Regions from separate parts of the Mus musculus genome. Here region 2 is linked to region 1. The links are chromatin loops, found by intact Hi-C in ENCODE. Cell type or tissue: gastrocnemius. All regions are shown on one strand. Links, peaks and the distances in the headings refer to the core of each region. The heading gives the core; the rest is flanking DNA. Region 1 overlaps Alk (anaplastic lymphoma kinase). Region 2 overlaps Alk (anaplastic lymphoma kinase).

Region 1 (5,379 bases), core at 262-5,261:
CTTTTAATGGGCACATGGCACAGTCACTGAGATACTGCTGCGGCGTGGGAGCAATCTGACTGCAGTTCTTTGGTCTCCACGCTCAGCTCAAGCTCCCAACTCACAGGCGCCGGGGGGAGGGGGGTGGCACACGGTTAAGATCAAAGTCTTTCTCATAAAGTGGTTTTGACAGGACAGTGACCACACACAAAGAAAGCACAGGCACCAGGCGAGTCCCCAAAGAGGGTCTCCCTGTCACAAGAGTAACAAATGCTGTTTTGGTTTTTCTGACAGGACACAGGCGCTGCTTTGAAATATGGAACTCTTTGTGGTCGCGTTTATTATAAAGTGGTCTCGTCTGTTTTGCTAGACACAGGTTGGACAGAAGAGGGGTAACTGGAGGGATTCCAATGGTGAATTCTCAGCTCATTCAGCTGCTGTTTTGAGGTATATAGTCAATTTTTCTCAAGACATATTCTGGCAACATAGATTTATTGAGCTTTTCATGTTAGGCACGCTACTAGGTTCAGAAAGCAGTGGCATATAAGATAGGGACATGATCTCTGCCCTGTGTACCAATTCAAATATTTAAAAAAAAAACCCATTAAAAATGAAAGAAAAGGCACATGTTTGCCTCAAGAGCCTCAAGGACACATTGTGGGCACACAGATAGCCCAGGATGGAGGGAAGACTTCTTTAAACAGTGAGCGAGGAGTGGTATTTACAAGTGTGGATGGCAAAGGAAGAATATTAATGTGCAGAAACTTGAAAATGCAAAAGCTTGAGGTAAGGAGTTTTGGCTTGGTAAGGAACTTTGGCATGGTACCACCGAGTGAGAGGAGTCTAGGCAGAGGAGGAGAATGAATGGTATGAGATACTGAAGCTGAGGTTGGACACATCACACATAACCTTAAAGAAAGGTCTTATTGGAGAACATAGGGAATGCCCTAAAAGCCCCAGGAAGCCAGGGACATGAATAGACTTGTGTTTAAAAGAATTGCTCATGGGCGGTCCAGAGGTTATGGGGAATCTTATCTATGATAGGATCTTTGAAAAGAGTACTTCCTGACTGTACAGGTTGGAGACCCTGGGGGAGCAGAGATGATATAAGGAAGCATGGAGAATAATGTTTCCAACGGCTAAGGTCTATGATGGGGCGCTGACAACGAGGAAGGTGCTGAATGGTGGAGATGTGGGATGAAGGCTGAGGGCATAGACTGCGAATGCCTACCACCGGGGGCTGGGAGAAGGGAGGTGGTTTGCTTCTGTCCTCTGCTCATTTCTCATTTTCTGTTACTTTCTTCCCTAATTGGTTTCTTTCTCTCCTTTAACCTCCCCCTGCCCCCGTTCCACTTTGTGGCAATCCAGGCAGCTGGGGTGGCCTCTCTCCTGGGAGGAGGTCAGAAGAAGTTGCAGGACTTCTACGATTTACGCACTCACAAGAACCTCACCTTTGAGGTTATCATTATCGTTATCATTTCTGAGATGACTATGCCAGACTCCTCTGAGGCACTGTGCAGGTGATGGGGGAAGAGAAGTTTGTCATTTTTAGTAATATTCCTTATTAGCAGCTTTTAGTGTTGAAGCATTTAGTGTGTACCGAGGAGTTCACCACTTTTCTTCCCCAAACCAGAGACAGCTGTATGCCTCCATTTTGCAGAACATGGAAGATCAGTGGCTGGATTTGTACTGTTTGTTCAATAAATTACTTATGAAGCCACTTAGAGGCTAGAATAAAAGATGCTGAAAACCTCCTGACACCCCGTTATGTATAGATTCTTTTGGCGATCCTATTATTTATTCCCATAACAACCTGGTGAAGTACTGCTTACAGGATGGGATGGTGAGACTCGGGGAGTTTCAATAGATGGGATGAGGTTACACCACTAACTAAGCTTGGGACCGTCCACTTGAAAGCCTGCGCTCACTTGGACACGCTGCTGTCCCACTTCCTCTCCGTTGCTGCTATAGTCTAGTTTGAGTTTAGCAAGCGAAACTATCAGACAGTTCACCTGCGCTTCCTCATCTTGTGCCTCCGGTCTGCGTGCCTCCCACACTGCCTCTAGCTTTGAGAACAAGTTGGTGGCTGGCAGGCGTTTTTTTTTTGTGAATGGAGACATTTTCTTCCCCCTGTAATTATGTGTGAATTAGGTCACGGTGCATTGTGAACCAAGCTGGCTTTTGTCTGAATCTTCACTGAGTCCTCAAATGGATGCTTTGGCCTCAGGATCAATATTGGAAATACCAGTCTGCTAGTGACCATCAGTGGGGGGAAGAGGAAGGCTAGGAACAAAGTCTCCTTCAAATGCATCTCCTGCGGAAGGGAGCCAGTGGACTCAACGTCCTCCTTGCTTTAAATCCCCTGGAGTAGCTACGAAACAGAGAACTTGCTGGGTTGAAGAGAGAAGGGGTAACAGTCAGAATTAATTTTACATCTCCCAGGAGGGATGGCTCCAGCACCGCCAGCAAGGTTCCAATCCCTGTGTGTGACTGTCACAGTCCCCAAGGATGAAATACCGGCCTATGGAGGTGGCACTCATACTTTCCCCTTCCTCCACTTTAATTAAATCCATTTGTCCCAGGGTCATTGAGCCTGGGGACATCTATGGGCTCTGATCATCAAGCCACATACATTGGAAGGAGAGGATGGATGCTGTTCTGAGTTAGAAGGGGGTTTCTTCTCTATGACAGGAGAGTTCCCATTAGAAGTGGCAAGGAACAGCATATTATGAGGTTTGAGAGAAGAATTCAAAGCCCAGCTCCACACTTACGAAGCCTCATGACAACAGGCATCACTCTTTGCCCTGCTTTGAGCCTTTGGTCCTTGTATTTCAAAGGTTGGTTCACCAGAATGGTAATTTGAGTATCTCTTGTAAGACTATTGTGAAGACTGCACTAGATGGTAGAGCGTGATGCTTAGCCAATAGCAGGTGGTTTTCCCTTCCAGTCTACCCTGTAGGTGAGATGCCACCCTGCCTTTTGCTATAGGCTATGTCTGTGCCACCTGTGGGATATTCAGTAAAGCACAGCAGAGTGTCACAGACATGCTGCTGTGCCAGGCCATTTTTAACTCAAGCATTGCTTGCTCCAGGCTGACTGCAGGTGGCAGGGTAGTGCCATCCTAGGGAGACAAGTGACAGCTGAACTCCACAGGCTTCGGCTCCAATCCAATGCCCCATGCAGCTGGAGATCTGGTAATCCAGCCATATCCATTTGGAAGTGGGAAGGACTAAACCTGGAAGGAGTCAAGGCTCTTGTCCAAGGTCACAGAGGTTACTGGTAGTAAAGTCTGATAAGAACCAGGGTCCCTGGTAGAAGCTCTTCTCTGGTCAGTGAGGAGTCTGGCATCTCCCTATGTCAACCTGCCTCTGGAGCTGAATCAATAGAGCAGTACCCCCCCCCCCCCCGCCCCCTGGTTCCAGTCTTGGCTCAGAGACAAACTTGTTTTGCTCCTTTGATTTTTTTCAGCTTTTCCTCTTTAAAAGAACGGTGGAGAATAGTGATGGAGCTTCCCCACCCACTAAGGTTTTGTTGTTAACGAGGAAAGAGGAAATGAGAGGAAATAAGAGGAAGTAAGGCAACATCCATCAAGTGAGAGAAAATGCCATAGAGATATGAAACCCGAGCATCATTTGGTAGTAGCTCGAGTGCCTCATTTTCTGCTCTCTCCACAGACAGATCCTGAAGAAAGCCAATCAGGCCAGGTGAGAGCTGCAGGAGATGAGTGTTCATTAGTGCGCCATCCCTTGAAGAATCTCGAGCTCCCGGCAATTGGCAGGAGATGTGCATGTCTCTGTGTGTACATGGGTGTGGTGGTTAATATTGACTGCCAACCTGACAGGATGTAGAACTGCCTAGGAGACAGACCTCTGGACTTGTCAGTGAAAGGATTTTAGATTGGGTTTACTGAGGTGGGAAGACCCAACCTAAAACCATTCAATGGAGCGGTACCATCCAATGGGGCACTACCATCCAAGAGGGCAGTACCATCCAATGGGGAGGAGTCTCAGGCTGAAGTAAAAGAAAGAAGCCAGGCCAACACCAGCTTTTATGGCTCTATGATTACTCATCTCTGATGCAGTGTAACCAGCTGCCTTATGCTTTTGTCATTGTGCTGTCCCTGCTATGATGGCTTAAACCCTCAAACTACGAGCCAAAATAAACCCTTCTGTGATGGTTTGTGTATTCTCTGCCCAGGGAGTGACACTATTAGAAGGTATGGCCCTGTTGGTGTAGGGGTGTCACTGTGGGTATGGGCTTTAAGACCCTCATCCTAAGTGCCTGGAAGTCAGTCTTCCACTAGCCGCCTTCAGATGAAGATGTAGAACTCTCAGCAACTCCTGAACCATGCCTGCCTGGATGCTGCCCTGCTCCCATCTTGATGGTCATGAACTGAACCTCCGAACCTGTACGCCAGCCCCAACTAAATGTTGTCCTTTATAAGACTTGCCTAGGTCATGGTGTCTGTTCACAGCAGTAAAACCCAAACAAAGTCACCTTCCCTCCTTAAGTTGTCAGGTACTTTGTCATAGCAAAGAGAAAAAAACAACCAATCAAACGTCTTAGATAAAGGGCATGGGGGAGTGTGAGACCTTCCCAGGTCAGCACTGTGCCTTGTAGGGTAAAACAAAGCAGGAGGTGGGGTGGGGGGAATGAATAGTAACTCACCTGTCAGTCACATCGAGGAGGGACAGCACTGTATGCTGCCACAGGCTTAAGCCTTCGTCAGTGGCGACATGCCAGACAGTCCGGCTTTGCTCCTTTCCGGTTTTGTTCTCCACCAGCACCAGAGATACGTTTCCTCTCAAAACCCCGCGGATGAGCCAGGACATGCGGAGCTGAGAGAGAGAGAGAGAGAGATGCACACATCAGTTAAAATGTTATTGTACCACGGAAACCTCAAGTATCCTTGCAGCCCCGGCAGAAGCTTAAAGGACTTTGCTGGAGGCTCATCTGAATTGATCCAGCAAAGGCAGCTGATGCCCACAGCCTGATCTTGCTAACAGCTGCCAAAGGACTTTCACTGGAGTTCAAGGATCTGGGCAGGAACCACCATCGAGCAATCCGAAGCTTCATTGAGGCTGATGATATCACCCCAAATTTCAGTGATTCTACCTCTGCACTAGACCAGTAGGGTTATTCAGGCGAGCTTCCTTAAGGATACCCAAAGATTTTTGCCTATGGTCTCAACTCACTATGTGATGTAATAGAGGTGATTTTTTTTCCCATTCAATTTCTTTTGATTTAGGAATAATGGACTTTTGTATTCCTTCTAATAATTACAGGTGTTGTTTGAACAGTGTCAGATCACATGTTAGCTAATGGGAGACTTCCTCTCTCTCTCTCTCTCTCTCTCTCTCTCTCTCTCTCTCTCTCTCTCAGATACACACCTATATATCA
Region 2 (5,379 bases), core at 132-5,131, 550 kb after region 1:
ACAAAACAAAACAAAACAAAACAAAACAACAAAAAAAAGTAGAAAACAAAATAACTGGTATTCCCAGGAGAAGGGTGTGGGAAGTTGTACAAAAGATGCCTCAGAGGCCGAGTGTGGAATCTTTGCCAAGGCTGGCCAGCTACTGCTAGCCAGGTCTTGATAAGTGCTACAAATAAAATAAAATAAAATAAAATAAAATAAAATAAAATAAAATAAAATACAGCATGTTTCCTCTGGATAACTGCTCCCAAAGGCCCTTTCAGGTGAGAAGTGCTCACCTGAGACTACCCTGTCCTACTGTCACCGTCCTGGTGACTCCAGCTAGGCTGATAGCTCTGTAGGAAGAAGGCAAGGATTATAGTTTTGAAGTCACCATGAAGCCAGTCTTTCCTGTGGGGTAAGAGAGATCCAACAGAGAAATCCCAGACTGTTGGAGGCAAAGAAACATGGAACAGCTGTGTTTTGAGAACTTGAGCGCCGGGGTGAGGAGTGAGGGGAATCAAGTTATAAACAGAAAATATGCTTGTAGTTTTTTTGGTGTTTAGGCTTGATCTGTGATGGGCTTTGATAGATCACCATGCCCACCCCCCCCAAAAAAAATCTATAGTGAGAATCATCAAAATCCTCCCTGACAGCCTCTCCTACTGATAAACAAGAAAGACAATCCTTGCTCCATAGTCCGCTCTCTCACTCTGTCACGTTCTGTGTTAGGGCTTAGCATTCACACACTCAGTCAGTCTTATACAAGCTTTATGCAATATTAAAATGTTTACGCAACTCTTTCTGTGCTTGAAGCAGCAGCCAGTGTGCCTGGTGTGCAAGGAATGAACACAATAATGTTTTTACACTTCCCCCGGAGAAAATCCAGTGCCAGAGCAAAGCCTGTCTTGTCCTCCATGACTAACTGGAGCAATTAATCAGATCTCAGTTACCCCAGCTTCTCCCACCTCTTTTAGGGATCCCCATGTGCCAACTATGAGTGCTAAACAGAGAGTACTGTGTGGTTTCTTTGCATTAGGGGTCATAGCAGCTGCTTTGCCCTCAGGATGCTTTTATGTAGTACATGGTCACAATTGTACAGCACACATGCCATTCTAGTATTAGTCTGATGTCAAATTGTAGAGCCATTTAACCATTATGTTAATGGTGCAACATTCAGAAAGATTTGCTTTCAAGAAATTGGTTTCCAAACACATGGATCTAAATCCAAGTGTGGGAGACAGAGGAAGAAATCAGTCTGGATCCAGTAATGATTATAAGATGTTTGATGGAACAAATATTGCTGGAGGGAAGCAGAAGCAGCTTAGAGACATCAAGTAATAGTCTCAGAACAACATATAGCTCAGAGGCAGCACCAAATGCATGGCTTGCCAAGCCCAGGAAAAAAATGAACTATCAGAGCTGGAGGGGAAGGCCTGTAAGGTTAGTTTACATGCCAACAATTAAGGTTCAGAGAGGCTAAAGAATTATTCAGGAGTCTTAGATGGTGGTCCCTTGTCTGATGCAGAGACCCACTGACCTTCAAAGAAGGTCAAACAAACACTGCCACCAAGAAACATACTTGCTTCCAGGAGTTCAGTGATGACATGATACTCTCTGGGTGTCCATCTTATAAAGCTGTTCTACAGTCCTGAGTTCTTGCCAAGCCTACACATACAAGATATTTTCAGATTATTCTTTCCACTACATCGTCCAATTTGTTGAGTGAATCCTGTTGGCTGAAGGTAAGGTCAGGGATTTTCATCGGTAGGCTCAAGCCCTACATGTGGTAATTTAATATTTCCTCTAAGAAGCTGGTTTCATAACCTAAGACAGATTCCCACCACTTCATATAATGAAAGATAGAGAAGGCTGAATTAATGTAGCTGTGTTTGTAGGAACCTCTGAACCTGAGCTTGTAGATGCTAATGTCTCTTCCAAAGACAGGAAGCTCAAAGGTGGGAGGGCACGTTCCAAATGTTTGTAAAATGGAGAATAAGAACATGCCTTTGAGTCTTACCCCACAGAGTCTGAGACTATTCACAAGTGAGTTTACTTATTTCAAAGTTGGTCACAGGTTTCCCAAAGACTAGACTATAGTCGCACGTGTGTATGAATGTAGTCGCCAAGAGAATTCCTACCTACGAAGGGTAAAACATTACTTGCCATGAACACTGCATCCATCATAACGATATTCAGTTATAGTGTTAGAAAAATCCCTGAGTGCCAGCTAAGACTGTCTCAGATTCATTGAAGCCGAAGTAAGGTTCATGGGTCATATGGTCCCCATCTGTGGGGCTGCCTCTTTCCATTCAACTCTCGTTTCTCCTTTCAGTTACTACTGACTCAGCCAATGCTCTGGGATGACGGGAGTAGAGGTGCTGTCAGCCTCTGGGTGAAGATACGAGATTTCCATTAAGTTGATGCCATAATTTTTCTGTCTCTCCCAAGCTTCTGCTCTCCAGGCTGGGCATCCTTCATCGCTCCCTTGGCAAACTGAAGTGGCATGAAGCCACTGGCTGCCGAGCAGCTTACTGTAGATCTGTCTCTGGCATGCTGAAGACAGAGTGTTTGTGTGGCCTATCGCCCTCTCTATTCACTGTGAAGTAGATGTTTCAGGAACACTCTTGGCTGTAAATACCTCCAGGAAAACTTATTTTCAATCATTTCTTTCAACACTGTGAACAAACACATGGTTTATCCTTCACAAAGACGCCAACAGCCAAGGGTTCTCTCCACTTTCAACGAGTTAATCATTGCAGGAAAGTAAATCTTCTAATCTTCAAGAAAAGGAGCTAACACAGGCTAAGACAAAATAATCATTAGTGAGTTTCCAGAAGCGAGGCACAGCACAGAATTCCTTCCCAGTAGGTAGGGAGATCCCACTGAAGATCTGGGACGTCTAATGGAGACTTCAAGTAGGAGGAGTCATGTTAGTTCAAGGTCTTCTCCAGTCTTATTCCAGAGCTTCTGAATCCTTGCTCTCCTAAGTGGCCCAGTGCTCAAGGACATTGACATCACCAGAACAATTCAGAGTCCCTGGGTCACAAACCAGCCTTCTGAGACCAGGGTCTGCAGAGGAACAGAACCCCAGGAGGGTTTTCTCCCATGCTGAGGAATGACCACAGGCTGGGCTTCTAGTTGCGTCTCAGTTCCTTGTCCTTTCAGTGTTTGTGCTGTGGGCCATCCTGACCCAAACCCAGCACAGTTGACCCAGATCTGCCTCTGCATTTTGGCTTTGAATCCCACCCTCAGACTACAGTACAGCATTTATGGCACATGTCCTCTAAAGACAATACCTTCCCAAGGTTCAATATCTAATAGTTAACCTTGGGAGTAGATAAAAATCACCTCACCTGTCTCGGTAATAGTTTCCCCAGATGCTAAATGGTGATATACATATGTGTCACTCTCTATGGGACATACATGCCAGGAGGACGAATGAGGTCATTTATATTTAATAGCACTCATTATTATACAGTGAGTGTAAGGCATTATTTGTGAGCATCTGTCTGGGTTAATGGCCACTATCACCTGAATAGGCTAACCATTCTCATTACATGCTTAATTCTAGCAATGTTAGGGAAGTTGGGAGCTTCACAATTCTCCATCTGGGTAAGTTATCATTCCAAGATGTCGGTTTATGAACAAGTTTATTGTGTACCTTCAACAACAGATGGGGGGGTCACAAATAGTGGAGAACAGTTAGAACATTCACTATCACTTCACATCTGCATTGTCATCTCCGTGGAAACAGACCAGCAAGAGATGGCCCTCTAGCTCATCTTGTTCAACCTGGTAAAGAAACTGGATTGAAATCCAGGATGCTCAGATACCAGCTCCAGAGCACTAGAGGCAGAACTGTAAAAAGTAGGAGGCCAAGAAAGCAGGAATGTAGAGCCAGCAGGTGGTAACTTCAGAAAGCTGGGAGAAGGAGGCCTATATAGCATTGGTCCCTGACCGAAGGTGTCTTATGCAGGTATGTTCAAGAGCCACACAAAGCCTGATGTGTCAGAACCGTAGAAACAAAGTTAAATGAAGGGAGAAAAATAAGTCTTTCAAGAGGGCAAACCAAACAAGAGCATCTAAGGCCAAGATGGATTGTATTTGGGAGTGGACTGGGATACTCAGCTTACATATATGCAAATAAGGATTTACGCAGAAACTACCCACCTCTCTCTTCTGCAACATCACAGTATGGGGGTATTTCCCCTAGAGACCTGGAGTTTCTCTAAAAAACTACTTAAATCAAATAAAAAGCTAAGTCCTTGCTTCTCTAGCACATTGCTCAGCCCACTAAACCTGTTCCCTAACATTCACACATCCTATCCATTCAGCCTGCAGACACTAGGAGAGCATTTGGTAATGTCAGACTCTCAGAGTCTTGGGGATGTGAATCAAGTAAACATAGAAATAAATGTAAATGTGTGGCTTTACCAAGAGAACACACGTGGGAATCTGGGAGGTAATGGAGAGGCCTTCTCTTCTGAGGTAGTAACAGTTGAGCTCAGGTCTGAAATGGTCAAGATGGTCAATAATTGACTTGGCCGCAAATACTCATAAAAACACGTTCAACAGAGGCAGGAGATGGGGGAAGAAAGAGGGCCAGGAGAAAGTTGGTGTGTCAGGGGTTGGAGTGGAAAGCTTAAGTAACCCTTGCACAGAGAAGTAGAGTCACAGCACAGAAGGCAGAGGCTTGCTGGAGGACAAGACCTTTAGCCTTTTAGGATTCGATATGCTCAGAAGACACGTTAGCATGAGGCCGCACATCTTCCTGCTCTGATGTGATCCCCGGTTATCTCACTATAAAATGGATGAGAAGACAGTACTACCCTGTATCGATGCTCATGTCTCTCTCTATCACCCTCTGTTGTGCTGTGTAAGAAACGGCTCTACGTGAATCAGGTAGCAGACTGGATGGATGGAGGCTTGGCCCTGAGTCTAGAAAATGAAAGAGAAAATCTGGCTGCCTCCACATTATCAGTCCTTGGGCATAATGCGTGTCTGAGCTTCCCTCTGTGGATTTCACCAGTTGGGTTGAAGAATTCAGTGTCACTTGTTTTCCACATGCTGAGCTGTTTAGAGGACAATGACACTGAACATGATGAAGAACTACTCTCAAAGATCTTTCAGTCCACAGAGTAACTGCTGCTTTCTGTCGGGCACTTACTGTGGGCCACCAATTGTTCATGCACTTCACACGATTGCTTCATTCAGTCGTTTACAGCCATCTTGCAGGTGTCGGAGGTGGTCTATATGTGTGTGTTTGCACAAACATGCTTATGTTATGTGTTCCTGTGTGTATAGGTGCAAATGCAGGCCAAAAAAGCAATGTCTGGTATAATCTTCCATCACTCTCCATATTACCTTTTGAGACAGGGTCTTTCACCGAGCCTAGAG

The links. A loop is a pair of places that touch in the nucleus more often than their neighbours do. Peaks named below come from ENCODE experiments on the same cell type or tissue, not always from the same donor. Only the 100,000 strongest peaks of a DNase experiment are listed, where the experiment ranks them.
Region 2: a loop joins it to region 1, with 3 times the contacts of the local background. A loop is called at or near these places in 13 of 42 quality-filtered maps.

The regions. Positions count from the first base shown.
Region 1 is chr17:71,962,839-71,968,217 of GRCm38, forward strand. It overlaps Alk (anaplastic lymphoma kinase), which reads right to left. Exons shown (of 29, transcript NM_007439.2): 9 at 4,648-4,817. Among named protein-coding and RNA genes, the nearest start is that of Gm41613, 160 kb to the right of the region's middle. In gastrocnemius, for the core only: a CTCF peak has its summit at 3,075; DNase peaks (open chromatin) are centred at 3,128, 3,742 and 4,723.
Region 2 is chr17:72,508,441-72,513,819 of GRCm38, forward strand. All of the region lies in intron 1 of Alk (anaplastic lymphoma kinase), which reads right to left. Among named protein-coding and RNA genes, the nearest start is that of Alk, 93 kb to the right of the region's middle. In gastrocnemius, for the core only: no CTCF peak of the experiment used is centred there; a DNase peak (open chromatin) is centred at 2,465.